2 separate regions of the Homo sapiens genome follow, and region 2 is linked to region 1. The links are chromatin contacts, found by Hi-C or POLR2A ChIA-PET in ENCODE. All regions are on one chromosome and are shown on one strand. Each heading gives the region's core, a stretch centred on a gene start or an enhancer-like site at or near the end of the contact. The rest is flanking DNA. Distances are from core to core; before and after follow the strand shown.

Region 1 (4,828 bases), core at 13-2,512:
TTCAATGTAGAGACCCTACTCTCCAGAAAGAAGAGGCTCCTCAGGTCTCTCCGTGCACCCCTTGATATCAAATTGAGCAGCAAACAGAAGAGAACAGGGGTGGCTGGTCATATTTTAAAAGACTCCAGGATACACTAACATTCCAGAACCAAAAGCTAAATCCAAAGAGCTCCTCAGGAAAGCGTGAACTCGGCTGCAACGGGGTCTCTCTCTACAGGCCAGGGAGAGGGAAGGCAGCCTTTATAAACCGTTCCTCTTGGGCTCTCCTGCCTGTGGCTGTTAGCTTCACCTCCCCCAACTTGCCATCTGAGGGCCTTCATTCTTCACTGTCATGCCTGTCACCACCTCTGTCCTCCCCCTTTGGGCCTGCTCTACAGCCTCCGCACTGCTCTGAAACATCACCACTGGCAGGACTGTGCAACTGAGAACAACAGGAGATGACCTCACGGCCTTTACATTCTAATGCCAGCTCCCAATTACTTGTACTGTTGAATAATTGAAAGAGGAGAATAATCCACTCAGCTGATTTGGGAAGCCAGCCAGGCACACAGATTATCTCAGAGTGAATTATTCACACTAGGGATAATTGGGAGTTGCCCAAACTTCTATTTGTAGTTCAGGCATCACGTGGAAGAACATTCGGTATGGAAAGTATGAAAGCTGGAGAGGGAAGGAGCCCCTGTTTCCGGGCCTGGGTTTCCTTTATGTTGCTTGGGAAGTCAATGCTCCTCTCTCGGTCTCACTCAGAGTCGGTGAGCACAATGATGATGATGATATTAACATTAACAATATTTTAGTGACAGCTCTTGCTGTATTTCCTTACAATGTGCTGTGTTCTGTGCTATGAGCTTCATGTGTATCATCCTACATTATCTCATTTAATCCTCACATGAGTCTGTGAAGCACCACTGTCTTCTTCATCTCTGAGCTGAGGAAGCTGAGGCTTAGGTTAAGTAACTTGCCCAGAGATATACAGCAACAAGCTGTATGTCCATCCATAGACCAGGATCTTACTCAAGAAGTTCTTTTGCCACACACCTCTTACCTCTCCCACTTTTAAGAGTCTTCCTTACACAAGACATAAAACTGTAAAGGATAAAAACACCCCATTTTTAGTATAATACTGTCTACTCTCATCTTGAAATTACTGGATTTCAAGGTAAGAAAAATGGCTCCCTCCTCTGAAGGTTGGCAAGAAGCCTATAGGAAGGGGCTGGTCAGCTGGTCAATCCATTTCGAGAAATCCAGTGTCTGGAAGCACAAGCCACTGGCAGACTTCCAGAAGAGCTCAGCCTTCTCTCATGATCAAAGACTCAAAAATGAAACCACTGTCCTCCCCCTGACACGCCACCACTTCAGCCAAGAGGCAGCTACTGAGCTGGGCAGCTCAGCACCGTGAGGCCAGAGCATGGGGGAAGGGCATAGGCTCAGTGAGCTGCAAGGAACACCTGCCTCAGACAAGGGTCCATGAGGTGACTGACTGTCCCTGCATGTGTGGGGTCTCCTTCCACAGTGCCTAGGACAGAGTCCCCAGATACTAGGTGTGGTGCCAGTCTCCAGCACGGTCACCGGCGATCCCCACCAGCGATCCCAGCCTTTGTGTTGGTGCCTCCCACATTAACTATAGATGATCTATGTGACCAAAAGAATAAAGAGGAAGTGATGATGTCGAATTCTAAGGCTAGGCCACAAAAAGAACTGAAGTTTCCATCTTGCTGTCCTATGTTGTTCACTCTGGGGGAAGCCATGGGGAGACCTGCACAGCCCTGTGGAGAAACTCACAGAGAGAGAAACCGAGGCCTCTCACCAACAACTGGCACCAACCAGCCAGGCGTGTAAACTGGAAGCAGATTCTCATACCCAGTCAACACCCTGCCTACATTTCCAAATTCCTGACCCAAAGAAACAGAAAAATAATAAACTATTACTGTTGTTTTAACCCACTACATCTGAGAATAATTTGTTATACAACAACACATAGCTAATAAACTGGACAAGAGGGAAAAGAGCTGCTTCACAGCATTGTTTCCAGAAGTGTGACGTATCCATAGAAGAACCAAACCTGGTGTCAGGGCCAGAGGCCACCAAAGGCCCTGACTAAGCCCCTAAGGTCTTAGAACACTATATGAGAAAAAACAATGACCTTCACGGCCCAGATATTCCAGCCCTCCAGTCAAGGAAAAGCTTGCAGAAAATATTCACGATGCCCATACCTCTGCCTCCAGTCAGGATGACAATAACAACAATATTAGAAGCTACCATTACTGAATGCTTACTATGTGCCCGGTGCATGCTCAGTATTCTTATATTACCTCTCTTTTTTTTTTTTTTTTTTTTGAGGCGGAGTCTCACTCTGTCACCCAGACTGGAATGCAGTGGCACGATCTCAGCTTACTGCAACCTCTGCCTCCTGGGTTCAAGTGATTCTCCTGCTTCAGCCTCCCAAGTAGCTGGGATTACAGGCACGCGCCACCATACCTGGCTAATTTTTTGTATTTTTAGTAGAGACGGGGTTTTGCCATGTTGGCCAGGCTGGTCTCAAACCCCTGAGCTCAGGAGATCCACCCGCCTCAGCCTCCCAAAGTGCTAGGATTAACAGACTTGAGCCACCACGCAGGCCATTACCTCCCTTATTCTTCATTGCAATCCTCAGAGGAAGCACATAGTAGGGACTCAATAAATATTTGCTAAATGAGTAAATAAACCACCATTAGGAGTTCGTCTCTATAACTGATCTATGTCCTTTTGGTATAATTTCAACTTTCTATATTACGTATTACTTTAACGTTTGAAAAGCTTACACTGAGAATGTATTACTTAAATAGAGGAAACAATATATATGAAATTAAAAAAAAAATTTGTAGGGCAAGCAAAGCTCTAATCATTATGTGCCATCCATCACGTTTCCCAGAGAAGTGCACCTCCATCCTGAGCTGACTCTCTGAGAGCTTCTCACACATCCTGAGCTTCTCACACAGCTTCTCAAGAGCTACCTGGATCCACTAGAAAGCCCATTCACACAGCACCCTGTGTTGCTTGACCCTCCAGATTGTCCTCCAACTCAGAGGAAGGAAGTAGGTATGCTGCTAGCTGGTGGAAGTGGCAGGATTGCTCTACTCGTCTCAGGACCAGGTGCCATGGCCAAAGACAGCCCCAGCAATTGAAAATCAGGCAGACATCACGGTCCTGAGTCTGGACAGCCACAATCTTATGATGAGAGTAGCCACAAACATGGAGAGACATGAAGCTTTCTGACTCTATATCCTAATCTGGGGAACAATAATCTTCCCAGTTATGAAGCACTATCATGGCCATCAGATCTACCACCCAAAATCCTGATGAGAGGAGGTGACTTGAACTAGATACCAGGAAGAGCTTCCTACTATCAGAGATTTAAGATAACAAGGTAGGCAGTGCTGTAGTCTGAAACCATGAAGAGTTCCTTCTCTCCCGCAAAGCAATCAGAGGAATCTTTTTTTTTTCCTCCTTTTTTTCTTTTTGACACTAGGTCTTGCTCTGTCACCCAGGCTGGAGCACAGTGGTGCAATCATAGCTCACTGCAGCCTCAAACTCTTGGACTCAAGCAATCTACCTCCCTCGGCCTCCCAAAGTGCTGGGATTACAGGTGTGAGCCACTGAGCCAAGCCAGGGGATCATTTTTAAAATGTAAATCAGATCTTGTTACTCCCTTAATTAAATGGCACCAGTGGCTTCCTGCTACCCTTAGAATAAAATCCAAATTTAGTTCACCTAGGTCTCTAGGTGCACTGCCAACTTCGCCAACCTCACCTCTTCTTAGTCTTTCTTTAGCTCACTCCATTCCAGCCACACTCACCTTCTGGCTGCTTCCTCAACTGGCCAAGCTTGTCCCTACCTCAGGACCCTTGCAACGGCTATTCCTGCTGCCTGGAAAACCCTTGGCCTAATGTACATATGGCTGACTCAATCTATATTTGAGTTGAGGCCAGAATGACATCTCTTTGGAAAAGTCTCTGTAACTAACTCATCTAAAGAACCTTATATCATCCTATTTTATTTTCTTCATAACACGTTACTGACTTAAAAATGCTTTATTGAGGTAAAATTCACATACCACACAATTCACCCATTTAAAGTGTACAACTCAATAGCTTTTTGTGTATTCACAGAGTTGTGCAACATATCACAATTTTAAGGCATTTTCATTGCCCCCCCATACCTATTACTAGTGCCCCCCGCAACTCTCCCCAACCCCCACTCCCTCAGCACTAGGCCCTACAGATTTGAATATTCCAGACATTCCACAGAGATGGAATCATCCAGTATGTGGTGCTTTGTGACTAGCTTTTTTCACTCTGACTTTTTAAAAGTTTCATCCATTCATAACATGTATCAGTACTTCATTTCTTTTTATTGCTAAATATTCCATTGTATGGATATACTACATTATATTTACCCATTTCTCAGTCAACAGATACTTGGGTTGTTTCCACTTTTTGGCTGTTATGAATATTGAGGCTATGCACATTCATGTACAAGTTTTTGTGTGGAATATGGTTTCACTTCTCTTGGGTACACACCTAGCATTGGAATTGCTGGATCACATGATAACTCTATGTTTAACTATTTGAAGAACTAGTAGTGTTTTTCAAAATGGTTGGATCAATTTACATTTCCACTAGCAGTATATGAGGGTCCCAATTTCTCCACATCCTTGTCAACACTTGTTATTATCTATCTTTTTGAGTATACAGTGTTCTCTCATTGTGGTTGGGTTTGCATTTTCCTGGGAGTTAATGATGTTGAGCATCATTTCCTGTACTTACTGCACATTTGCATTATCTTGTCT
Region 2 (4,733 bases), core at 625-3,124, 47 kb after region 1:
AAAAGACCTACTCTTGTTTATTCCCCTCCCTCTCTACTATTTATAGTTGGTCTAACTTTTTACAAGCTTTGAATAAAACAGAGAATGTGACCTAAGATGTGTTATTAAATGTCCATACACATAAGATGGGGGAACAGAGAGTCACAGATGGTGACAACATGGGTAAAAATTCCTATCTACTTGGAATAAGGGCAGAATCAAATTTTACTCTAGTTTCATTGAGATGACACTGAAATGTCAGTAGCAACAGGCACATTCAAGTGTACCCTTCTTCCAAGCAGATCAGGCCAAGCAATTCTGGCCATTGGGACGTCCATTATACTGCTCACCTGGAAAAGGCAGCGCCCAGCACAAACGCAGCATACTCCTTCACGAGGGGCTCTGTGCTGTTCAGCCCATTGATCACCACTTGAAGACCACCAAAGGAAAGCAGGTCCTGCGCATTGTCCATCTGCAACAGAGCCACTGCTTAGTACAGCATAGCCATCAGGGACAGGAAAGCTGTTCTTAGAGCCTTTCTTTTGGTGACTACCCAAAAACAAATTAAAAAGCCATGGAAAAATCAATAATGGCCTTTTTGACTAAGAAAAGGTTTGTAAAAACCAATTTTTTAATACTCTTAAATTTGAGAACTCCTAATTCATCTAACACGATTGATGAGCACCTGCGTGGGAATCAGCAGAAATGACACCTAGCTATTGCTTATGCCAAACATGTCCTGGAAAATTCTAATATCATAATGAGTCACAAAGCTTGCTCCTAATGTACAAGCTGTTAACACAAAGAATCTGGCGTCATCAGCACCACTAAATGGTGCCATGCTTCCTGCTGATGTCCAATCCCAATGGGGACAGTGGAGGCAGATTTTTAAAGCTGATTTTAAATTAGAAGCTAGGGACTATAAAAGGAGCCCTGTTATTGGGAGGGGGGTTGCCGTAAGAGTGCTGGGGAGGGGGGAATAACAATAGTACCTTTCTCTTGCATCTCAGGTTGACTGCATCTGAAGACATTCATGATAAAATATGCAAGAAAATCGCTCTCCCAAAGGTTTCTGTCTAAGCCTGTGCTACTGGCTAGTGGCTATGTATCAGACAGTGCAGAACATTTCTATCATTACATAAAGTTCTATTCAACAGCATTGGTCTAGGCTATCATTTAAGCTCCAAATCCCCAAGTCCGGATTCTCTCTTTTACTCTATAGCGGATCTCATTACCCACAGTTTATTAGTACCCTGGAACAAGACAACTCGCTTTCCTCAGAAAGGTCACTGGATCCTGTTTTCTACATGTACCCGCTACAGTCTCCCTCGAATATATCTTTGTTGCCACAAAGGCTGCATCTTGCCCATATGCTAATCCCACGCTATCAATCATGAGGAAAACTCAGGAAGCTGAAGCCCAACAACTGTGGCTGCTACCCATCTTTCTCCTCCAGATTCCACAGGGCCCCTTCCCAACTGCATCCTTGCCTCTCTGAACTAGGAGAGGACTCTGACAGAGAAATCAAGTGTGAGGATTGGTATTTGACTGTGCTAGTGTTTTGTGGTGGCCTAGCCTGTTGTTGCCACTTGAAAAATCATATTCATACACATTTGGATGGAATCTCCATGACAGCAGGGGTTTTGTCTGTCTGTCCACGCTTGTAGCTCCAGGGACTAGGATGGTGCTGAGCATATGGTTAGGTGTTCAATGAATAACTGTTGCATTAATGAGTATGAATTTGATCAGAAAAGAATGTTCCTGAAATAAAGCTCCAGTGTGAATAAAAAGGCAATCTGGGGTATCTGTGCCAACAAAATGAATGGGCCTCTGGTACCGCAGACATGAAGTAATGGCTAAACCAGGTTGTGAAGTAAGCATGAAGTCTGCTCTGCCATGTGGCCCCAGGCCATGGACATTTTTCTGCCCCAAACTGTTCTTATGAAGAGGAATAACTGGTTGAGCCACAGCCCAGCTAACTAGGGAGACTCAGGGTTGGGTGCTTTGCTGACATAAGCACCTTCCTTCCTTCCCTACATGCTCTAATTTTACAATGTAAGAATTCACTACCTATTCTTTGGTTGTCCTTCCTCTGGGTTTTCTGGATACAAAACTATGGCTCAGAATCCTGTCATACCACGCCTGGAATGGCCACTTATAAAGCTGGTATGAGTTCCTAGCAGAGCAGCTGCCACTCGGTCAGCTCCAAAGCAACACAGCCCAGAATCATGGACCTTCTGTTCTAGAGTCAGTTTATCTACTATTACTACAATGATAATTCAGCATGATAGAAATGCAGACATTTATATAAGCACTTCAGCCTTTTTGGGATGTTTTCTCATGGTTTACTTCACTAACAGTGAGGAAGAAACGATTCATTCTGCCCAGTGCACATCAAAAGCTGGGCCCCCCCCTGGTGACATACAGGAGAAACCATGACCATAGCCCAGGTCCACAGCTCCCCATCTCGGTCTGGGGCCAAAACTGTTCTCAGGCTGCCTTCGGGGTGGGGTGGGACAGGCAGAGAGGAAGAGGAGGAGGGAGTGCAGGAGGGAACTATGCCAACACCCTGGAGGAAAGGAAAGAAGCAGGGCACTGATAAGACAATGAGAGAATGGGAAACAGCGAAGGGGAAAAATGGTGGCACACAGCTGAGGAGACACGTGGGAGAAGGCAAATGTACTGCCCGAGGTAGATGGGGCGGACGGAGGCCGCTCCTCATAAATAACTCACCATCTGTTTCCACACACAAGGTTTTGCTTTTCACATATCCTGTTTAATAATTCAAATATGGCTGTGAGGAAGCCTGGCAGACCTGGTTTGGGTCCTTGGAGCCTACAGCTCCTCAAACCACCATTCAGTGAGTCTGGAATGAGAAAGGACTGGGGAAGTTCCTGGCTAGGAAAGTGCCATCTTCCTTAAAACTAGTACTACATCACCCCAAGCCCCCATCACAACTGGGACTCGGGCCGAGTTGTGTCTTACTTAATCCCCCAGTGAAATCACAGCTTAACATTGCTGCATGGCAGCCTGATGCACCAGCCCTTCCAGTCAAAACACCAATGATCCAGAACATTTCTCTGCCAACAGACAAATTTGGCTTCTGCCAGGGACTGATTTTGGGATGACCTCAGGATGGGTCTGGTGAGGTGGCCTGTGAAAGCAGAATGGGGATGTCACCTTAGGGAAGACACTGCCAAGTGACAAAGAGCCTACAAGGGAAAACAAAGAACTTTGTTGGGGCAATGCTAGCCCAAGCCTCCTGTGGACTCACACCCTTCCAGGTATGATAAGCTCTCCAGTCATTTTGGTGTTTCATGTGCAAGAGCCCATGGTGACCTGATACCTAAAGATTCATCCAAATATGTTAAGATGAGAAAAAATAGAAGCTGTCAACATCAAAGGAGGACTGAGTTGGCAAATAACCCCTTATATCCTTAATCCTTTAAATATCTCTAATGGAAAAGCTGTTGGAGTTCTTGGTTTTTACCCTGGAGAGTAAGACTGGAAAGGGGAAAGAGAACCGAGGTTCATTTTTTTTCTCTAAGAGGATCAGAGTCCTGCTATTTGAGGCCTGAGAAAGAGTTATGAGCAGAGAAAGAAGATGAAGAGGCTGCCCCATAATTCCTATGGATACAGTGCATACTCATCCTCTTTCACCACAGATGCTGGCAAAATCCTAAAGGAAGAAAGCATGTCTTTTAGCCCAGTTTACAGAGAACAAGGGCACTGTCGTGCATGGTGCATGGGAGGACATTGAGGATCTGTGTCTTGACAAGGATCTCAAACAAGCCTTTGATTATGATTACACAGCCTCCTGGGCCACTGTTGCCCCTAGTCTGGATTACTGCAATAGCCTCCTATCTGGTCTCTGCTTCTACCAAGCCCCCCACCTGCAGTCTAATTCTCAACACAGTAGCTGGAGGAATCCTTTTAAAAGTAAGTCAGATCACATCATTCTTCTGCTCAATATCCTTCAATAATATGCAAGTTCACTCTTTTCCATGGCCTACAGGCCCTCTATATTCTTCCTCCCATTATCTCTCTGAGCTGTATGTACTTCTTCTCTGCCTGCTCTCAGCTCCAGCTGATTCAAACACACTAGGCATGTTCCCACCACCGGGCTTCCACACTTGCTCTTCCTCCAGCCAGAGATGCCCCTTCTCAATGCTGCCAGTTCCTATCTCGCCATAGTTTCTATTTTTCTACAGTATTTATTACCTACAAACATATTACATATAATTACTTCTTTCTTATGCTTGTCTATCTGCTTCTGCTAGAAGGTTAAGCCCTAATTTTGTTCATAGACGTATCTCAAGTGCCTGGAACAGTGCCTGGGAGTTAGTAGACACTTGATTTATTTATTGAATAAATCAATGGCTTTTATTGGCTCCTTGTTAGCTCCACCTTTTGAGCTTAATTCAAAAGGTACCAGTTGCCTTTGAGAAACAGAGTGGCCAAAAGTTTTAGAGCACAGAGTTTAGGGTCAGACAGACCTTGCTGCAAATTCCAGCTCTACCACTCACTAGGCTGGATGATCTTGAGCAATTACATAATCTCTCTGTGCCTCATTTTCCTCGGTTATAAAATGGGATTAATAGTGGTACCTACTCATAGGGCAGCCACGGAAGTCAATGAATTAATGCATACAGAGCACTTGAAGCAGTGCCTGGTATATGACAACACTCAACAAATATTAGTTATTATAAGTCTGATCAGTTACTTCCCTGCTTCAAACTCTCTAGTGGTTCTTA

The links. A loop is a pair of places that touch in the nucleus more often than their neighbours do. ChIA-PET counts read pairs that join two places held with the same protein, here RNA polymerase II (POLR2A). Pooled maps may share reads with other maps.
Region 2: a map of ascending aorta shows a loop between it and region 1 (3-fold over the local background). The contact joins two enhancer-like sites. A Hi-C loop is called at or near these places in 3 of 168 maps with a recorded cell type or tissue (aorta, ascending aorta and cardiac septum) and 3 of 50 pooled maps. POLR2A ChIA-PET finds 5 or more read pairs at or near these places in 1 of 52 experiments (activated T-cell).

Annotation. Positions count from the first base shown.
Region 1 is chr5:138,973,994-138,978,821 of GRCh38, forward strand. All of the region lies in intron 7 of SIL1 (SIL1 nucleotide exchange factor), which reads right to left. It overlaps LOC124901079 (a long non-coding RNA gene), which reads left to right. Exons shown (of 2, transcript XR_007058954.1): 2 at 1-1,946. Among named protein-coding and RNA genes, the nearest start is that of LRRTM2, 100 kb to the left of the region's middle. Within about 2 kb of position 1,263, at least 20 of the 41 ENCODE cell types and tissues checked have a DNase peak (open chromatin) inside an H3K27ac peak, as active enhancers do; they include ascending aorta, where a contact is called at or near this core.
Region 2 is chr5:139,020,842-139,025,574 of GRCh38, forward strand. SIL1 (SIL1 nucleotide exchange factor) reads right to left here. Exons shown (of 10, transcript NM_022464.5): 7 at 330-451. Among named protein-coding and RNA genes, the nearest start is that of LRRTM2, 150 kb to the left of the region's middle. Within about 2 kb of position 1,875, at least 2 of the 41 ENCODE cell types and tissues checked have a DNase peak (open chromatin) inside an H3K27ac peak, as active enhancers do; they include ascending aorta, where a contact is called at or near this core.